Linked DNA regions of Homo sapiens: region 2 is linked to region 1. Evidence: read pairs that join two places in POLR2A ChIA-PET (ENCODE). Cell type or tissue: B cell. All regions are shown on one strand. Links, peaks and the distances in the headings refer to the core of each region. The heading gives the core; the rest is flanking DNA. Region 1 overlaps TNNT1 (troponin T1, slow skeletal type). Region 2 overlaps OSCAR (osteoclast associated Ig-like receptor).

Region 1 (2,891 bases), core at 215-2,714:
TGCAGTGAGCCGTGATCACGCCACTGCACTGCAGCCTGGGCGACAGAGCAAGACCCTGTCTCTAAAAATTAAAAATAAAAATGCTACTATGAACATTCATGTACAAGCTTTTGTGTGGACAAAGGTTCTTGGTTCTCTTGGATATACATCCAGGAGGGGAACTGCTGGGTCCTGCAGAAATGCTTTCACTTGTTGAGGAACCGCCAGGCTGCTTGCAAAGCTGTTGCATTTTCCATTCCCACCAGCAGTGTGTGAAGGTTCAGCCTGCCGTACTTTAATGATTATTGGTGACACTCTTTCAAGTAACTTGTTGGTAATAAGAAGTCAATTAACCAGGAGAGACCAGCTGCATCTCAACCATAATAACATCAGAGAACCCAGCGGGTGTCTGAGGGGAGCGTTTATTTCAAGCTACCGATGGGACAAACACTCCCAGGCTTCCCAGGTGCCACTGTCCGGGGCGGCATCCTCACTTCCAGCGGCCTCCAACGCGGCCCTTCCCTGCCCCCTTCCGGCTGTAGAAGAATGAGGTGGTATCAGGAAAAAGGGGCCCCTCCAGTCTCTGAAATGGGCCCCAGGCCCTCAATTCAGGAAGCCCATTCCCCAAAATATTAGCCCTCCCTGCCCAGAGGAAGCAGTGAGCAAAACAACTGTCACCTCTTTTGGGTTCTATGACTGGGGGGCAGCGGCTGGTGGTCAAAGCCTCGCTGACATGTGGGAGCTGATATTTGGGGGCGAGTGCAGGGTGTTCATGGGGGAGCTGATGAATGTTTATGAGTCAGGGGCCAGGGTGGGGGGAGGAAGGGTTGGATGATCTGGGCATGGGTGGGTAACACGCAGGAAGGGCTGGGGTGAAAGAGACAGGAAATGGGAGAAGAGGAGAAGGGAGAGGGAGAGGAGGGAGGAAGGAAGAGGGAGTGGAGAAACAGAGAGATTCAGGGAAGACCCTCTCGGCTGGGCGCGGTGGCTCACGCCTGTAATCCCAGCACTTTAGGAGGCCAAGGCGGGTGGATCACGAGGTCAGGAGTTCGAGACCAGCCTGACCAACATGGTGAAACCCCGTCTCTACTAAAAATACAAAAATTAGCCACGCTTGGTGGCGCGCACCTGTAATCCCAGCTACTCAGGGGGCTGAGGCAGGAGAATCGCTTGAACCCGGGAGATGGAAGTTGCAGTGAGCTGAGATCACTCCACTGCACTCCAGCCTGGGTGACAGAGCGAGACGCAGTCTCAATAAAAAAAAAAAAAAAGAAAGAAAAAGAAAAAGGAACTGAGACCCAGGATTCCGAGAGCAGAGAGAGGAGGACAGAGAAGGAAGGACAAAGAGAAAGGGGCAGAAACTCAGGCAGTGGGGGATGGAGCCCACAGAGGGAGGGAAAGAGGCCTGAGAGTCAGCGGGAGGGTAGGGACAAGAGCAAGGGCTTGAGACGGTCACACTCACAACTTCTGGGCGTGGCTGATGCGGTTGTACAGCACGTTGATCTGCGGAGGCAGAAGACAGATGCTGGGACAGCCGGTGGGGACGTGGGGACGGGCCACCCACCCCTGCCTGGAGTTTGCTGGTCCCTCCCAGCCCAGCCCTGCCCTCTCTCCCTCCCTCCCTGCGGAGCTGGGTCTCACCTCATATTTCTGCTGTTTCAGCTTCGCCATCAGGTCGAACTTCTCAGACTCCAGCTGGTGGATCCAGTCCGACAGCTCCTGGGCTTTCTCCCTGGCAGGGCAGGAGGGCTGTGATGGAGGCAGCCAGGCAGACCGGGCCCTAGGCCCAGGGACGGAGAGGAACTTGGGCCCAGAGAGGTTGTGGGAACCACCCAAAGCCACACAGCGAGACTGTGAGTTCAGCGTTGTCGGCACCATTTTGTTCATATTTGAGGCCGAGAGTTTTAAAATCTGTGCCCACTTTCTCCACATCCGAGCTGGAGCTCTCGCATTTCCCAAGGGGAGAGAAGGGTGTCATGATTAAGAGACCAGGCTCGGCACCTGTAATCCCAGCACTTTGGGAGGCAGAGGCCAGCAGAACACTTGAGCCCAGGAGTTCAAGACCAGCCTGGGCAACAAAGAGAGACCCCGTCTCTGCTAAAAATAATTAAAAAAATTAGCCAGGCAGGGTGTTTCCGGCTACTTGGGAGGCTGAGGCAGAAGGAACCTGGGAGGTCAAAGCTGCAGTGAGCTGTGATTGCACCACTGTATTCCTGCCTGGCAACAGAGCAAGACAAAAGAAAGGAAAGAAAAGGAGAAAGGAAAGTGGGGAGGGGAGGGGAGAGGAGAAGAGGGGAGGGGAGAGGAGAAGAGGGGAGGGGAGAGGAGAAGAGGGGAGGGGAGAGGAGGGAAGAAGAAGGGGAGGGAGGGAGGGGAGGGGAGACGAGGGGAGGGGAGGGGAGGGGAGACGAGGGGAAGGGAGGGGAGGGGAGAGGGGAAAGAAAAGGAAGAAAGAAAAGACCGAGCCCAGGCTCTGCAGTTAGAAGCCCCTGGTTCAATTCCCAGCCATGCCATTCTCTGGTTTATGAATATGTCACATGACTTCCTTTAGAATCCTGTTTCCTTCTCTAGAAAATATGGAAATAAAACTGTGGAAGAGATGGCTGCTTGCCTACCTGTTAGCCCTTCTCCCTTTCTTCTAGAAATAGCCTCTTGTGCATTAGGCTGAGTTGAAAAACTACTTTGCCCAATCTCCCTTGCAGGTAGGGGTGGCTACTCAGACGAAAGCAGGTCACTGGGTGCGGCTTCCAAAAGAGACTGTGTGGCTCTTCTCTTGCGTCTTCTTTCTGCTGCTTGGATCATCCATGTGAGGCTGGAGCTAGCAGCTATATTGGACTAAGTGATTTTGAGGATGGAAATATTGGGCTAAAAGTAGTGAGTGAAGCAGAAAACATAGGAGTCTGGTCTCTGAT
Region 2 (2,891 bases), core at 95-2,594, 1.0 Mb before region 1:
AAAGAGTTAGCAGCAGCAAGATTTATTGTGTAGAGCAAGAGAACAAAGCTCCCACAACGTGGAAGCAGACTCTGGTGGGGTGCCGCGCTCGCCAGCTTTTATTCCCTTATTGTCCCCGCCCGTGTCCTGCTGATTGGTCCATTTTACAGAGCGCTGATTGGTCCATCTTACAGAGTGCTGATTGGTCCATTTTACAATCCTCTTGTAAGACAGAAAAGTTCTCCAGGTCCCCATTCAACCCAGGAAGTCCAGCTGGCTTCACGTCTCACTACTACCTTTCTGTAGCTGCTACTACTACAGTGAGTAGACGGCAGTGCTGGGATTCGAACCCTCTGTCTTCTGGCTTGGAAGTCTTAACCACTAATCGCGTCTTCCTTTCAGCTACTCCTTGGGAAAGGCCTGGAAAGAAGCTACAGCACAGGGCACAGCGGGGTCTAAGGACCGTTCCGCGGAGCTCAGCCAGCAGGACTGTGGGGCTGCAGGAAAGGACAGTCCAGCCCAGGGTCCCAGCTTCTCCGCCACTCAGGTTGGAAGTCTCGGGCTGCAGTGCTCCTGGGGCTCAGGGGCGGATACCAGCAGGAGCGCGGTTCTGACTGCGCCAGTCAAAAGTGACCAGCGCGCCCAGGGAGATGAGGACCAGCCCGGCCAGCCCCAGGCGGACTAGGTTCCCCCGGGTGTAGTCGGAGGAGCCAGAGTCTGCGGGCGGAGCCGGGAGAGAGGGGCCATCAGCTCCCGGACCCCAAAGTCTGGGCCCTGAACTCCAGGTTTCCAGCCCCTGGGGTGGACTTAGGGACCTGACTCTACAGTCTCAAAGTTGAGGGGGAGTCGATGGAGGCTTCAACTCCTGGGTCCAGGAAGAAGGGGCTGGGGCCTGGACTGCTGGATCAGGAAGGAGGGGCTGGGGGCCTGGAGTCCTGGGTCCAGGAAGGAGGGGCTGGGGGCCTGGAGTCCTGGGTCTGAGGGAGGAGGTACTGGGGCCCGGGAATCCTGGGTCTGAGGGAGGAGGAGCTGGAGGACTAGACTCCTGGATCTGAGGGAGGAGGGGCTGGGTCCCAGGAATCCTGGGTCTGAGGGAGGAGGGGCTGCAGGACTAGACCCCTGGGTCTGAAGGAGGAGAGGCTGGGGGCCTGGGCTCCTGGGTCTGAGGGCGGAGGTCCTGGGGCCTGCATTCCTGGGGCGGAGGAGGCGGGCCGGGCCTCAGGGCCCTCACCTTCCCAGCTGATGACCAGCACCTCGCTGCGCTGCGACAGCACGTAGGGCGCGGAGGGCGTGTGATAGTAGCAGCTGTAGGTGCCGGGGGCGCGGGCGCCCAGCAGCGTGAAGTCGGCCCAGGGCTGCGCGGAGTGGCGGTACTGCAGCGGGGCCGCCACGCCCTCGCGGTACAGCACGAAGCTCATGTTCCGCAGGCGGCCCGCGCAGCGCAGGCTCACGTTGGCGCCAGGACCCACCACCGGCCCGGGCAGCGCCACCAGCGACGGCCGCGGCAGCTCCTCTGCAGAGACGGGGTGAGAGTCCGGGGCCGCGTGAGCGTCTTCCGCTCGCTCGCTCGCTCTGTTTCTCCTTCTCCTCTGTCTCTCGCTTTCTCTGTGCCTCTCTCTCTCTTTCTGCCTCTCTTTCTCTCTGCCTGTCTCTCTCTCTGTCTGCCTCTCTCTCTGCCTCCCTCTCTCTCTGCCTCCCTCTCTCTGCCTCCCTCTCTCTCTGCCTCCCTCTCTCTCTGCCTCCCTCTCTCTCTGCCTCCCTCTCTCTCTGCCTCCCTCTCTCTCTGCCTCCCTCTCTCTCTGCCTGCCTCTCTCTCTGCCTGCCTCTCTCTCTGCCTCCCTCTCTCTGCCTCCCTCTCTCTCTGCCTCCCTCTCTCTCTGCCTCCCTCTCTCTCTGCCTCCCTCTCTCTCTGCCTCCCTCTCTCTCTGCCTGCCTCTCTCTCTGCCTCCCTCTCTCTCTGCCTCCCTCTCTCTCTGCCTCCCTCTCTCTCTGCCTCCCTTTCTCCTTCTGCCTCTTTCTCTCTCTCTCCCCCCGCACTGTACCTCTCTCTCTCTCTGCTCCCCTGTCTCTCTCTCTCCCCCTAGTGTCTCTGTATCTGTCTTTTCTTGTGTCTGTGAATCTGTTTGCCCGCCTCGCTCTGTCTCTCTTTCCCTATATCTCTCTGTCCCTCCCCCAACTCCCTTGTTCCACCCACTTCTCCTCCCCGACCCCAGGACCTCACCTGTCACCAGCAGCTCCAGGACATCGCTGGGCTGGGACCAGACACCCGGCCCCCAGTCTGGCCTTCGGTAGCAGCAGCGGTAACTTCCCCCTTGGGCTGGAGTCACCTCCTCCAGAAAGAATTCTGCCAGCTCGGAGGACACATCCCGGAAGAGAAGGGGAGCGATCTCTCCAGGCTTGAAAAGTCCAAATCTCCAAGCGGGTTGGGGTGCCCGGCATCTCAAGGTCACGTTGACCCCAGGGGTCACAACTGTAGCCGGCTGAGCTCCCAGCCATGGCTTAGGGTGGTATGAAGCTGGGGGGACTGAATAAACGGGGCTGCCTGGGTCCTCGGGCCTCCTGGGAGCCCCAGAAGATGAAAGGGAAGTTGGGGAAGGAGGAAAATCACCTTGGACAATTACTGCCCCTTTCTTAGCCTCAGTTTCCTGTTTGTAAAATCAGGGAGAGACTGGACTACAATCAAGCCTTGTTAAAACCAGGTGCAAATCAGAGGGGCAGGACAGAAACTTCTGAGCTTTACTCCACAGTTTGTAAACACAGTTTCAAAAGGTCAGGTCCCAGAACTCTGTAATTTTATTATTATTATTATTTTTAAGTAATGAGATGGGAGGGGGCGGTCTCCCTATGTTGAGCAGGTTGGTCTTAAACTACTGGCCTCAAGCAATCCTCCCACCTCGGCCTCCCAAAGTGCT

Evidence for each region. Peaks named below come from ENCODE experiments on the same cell type or tissue, not always from the same donor. Only the 100,000 strongest peaks of a DNase experiment are listed, where the experiment ranks them.
Region 2: POLR2A ChIA-PET joins it to region 1 with 5 read pairs; 1 of 35 experiments calls an interaction of 5 or more read pairs at or near these places.

The regions. Positions count from the first base shown.
Region 1 is chr19:55,132,446-55,135,336 of GRCh38, forward strand. TNNT1 (troponin T1, slow skeletal type) reads right to left here. Exons shown (of 14, transcript NM_003283.6): 12 at 1,621-1,759; 13 at 1,442-1,482; 14 at 253-515. The coding sequence ends at 470. Among named protein-coding and RNA genes, the nearest start is that of MIR7975, 11 kb to the left of the region's middle. In B cell, for the core only: no CTCF peak of the experiment used is centred there; a DNase peak (open chromatin) is centred at 1,421; H3K27me3 peaks cover 1,678 bases.
Region 2 is chr19:54,094,662-54,097,552 of GRCh38, forward strand. It overlaps OSCAR (osteoclast associated Ig-like receptor), which reads right to left. Exons shown (of 5, transcript NM_133169.6): 3 at 2,201-2,503; 4 at 1,211-1,492; 5 at 7-696. The coding sequence ends at 560. Among named protein-coding and RNA genes, the nearest start is that of OSCAR, 4.7 kb to the right of the region's middle. In B cell, for the core only: no CTCF peak of the experiment used is centred there; DNase peaks (open chromatin) are centred at 1,410 and 2,170; H3K4me3 peaks cover 998 bases; H3K27me3 peaks cover 1,831 bases.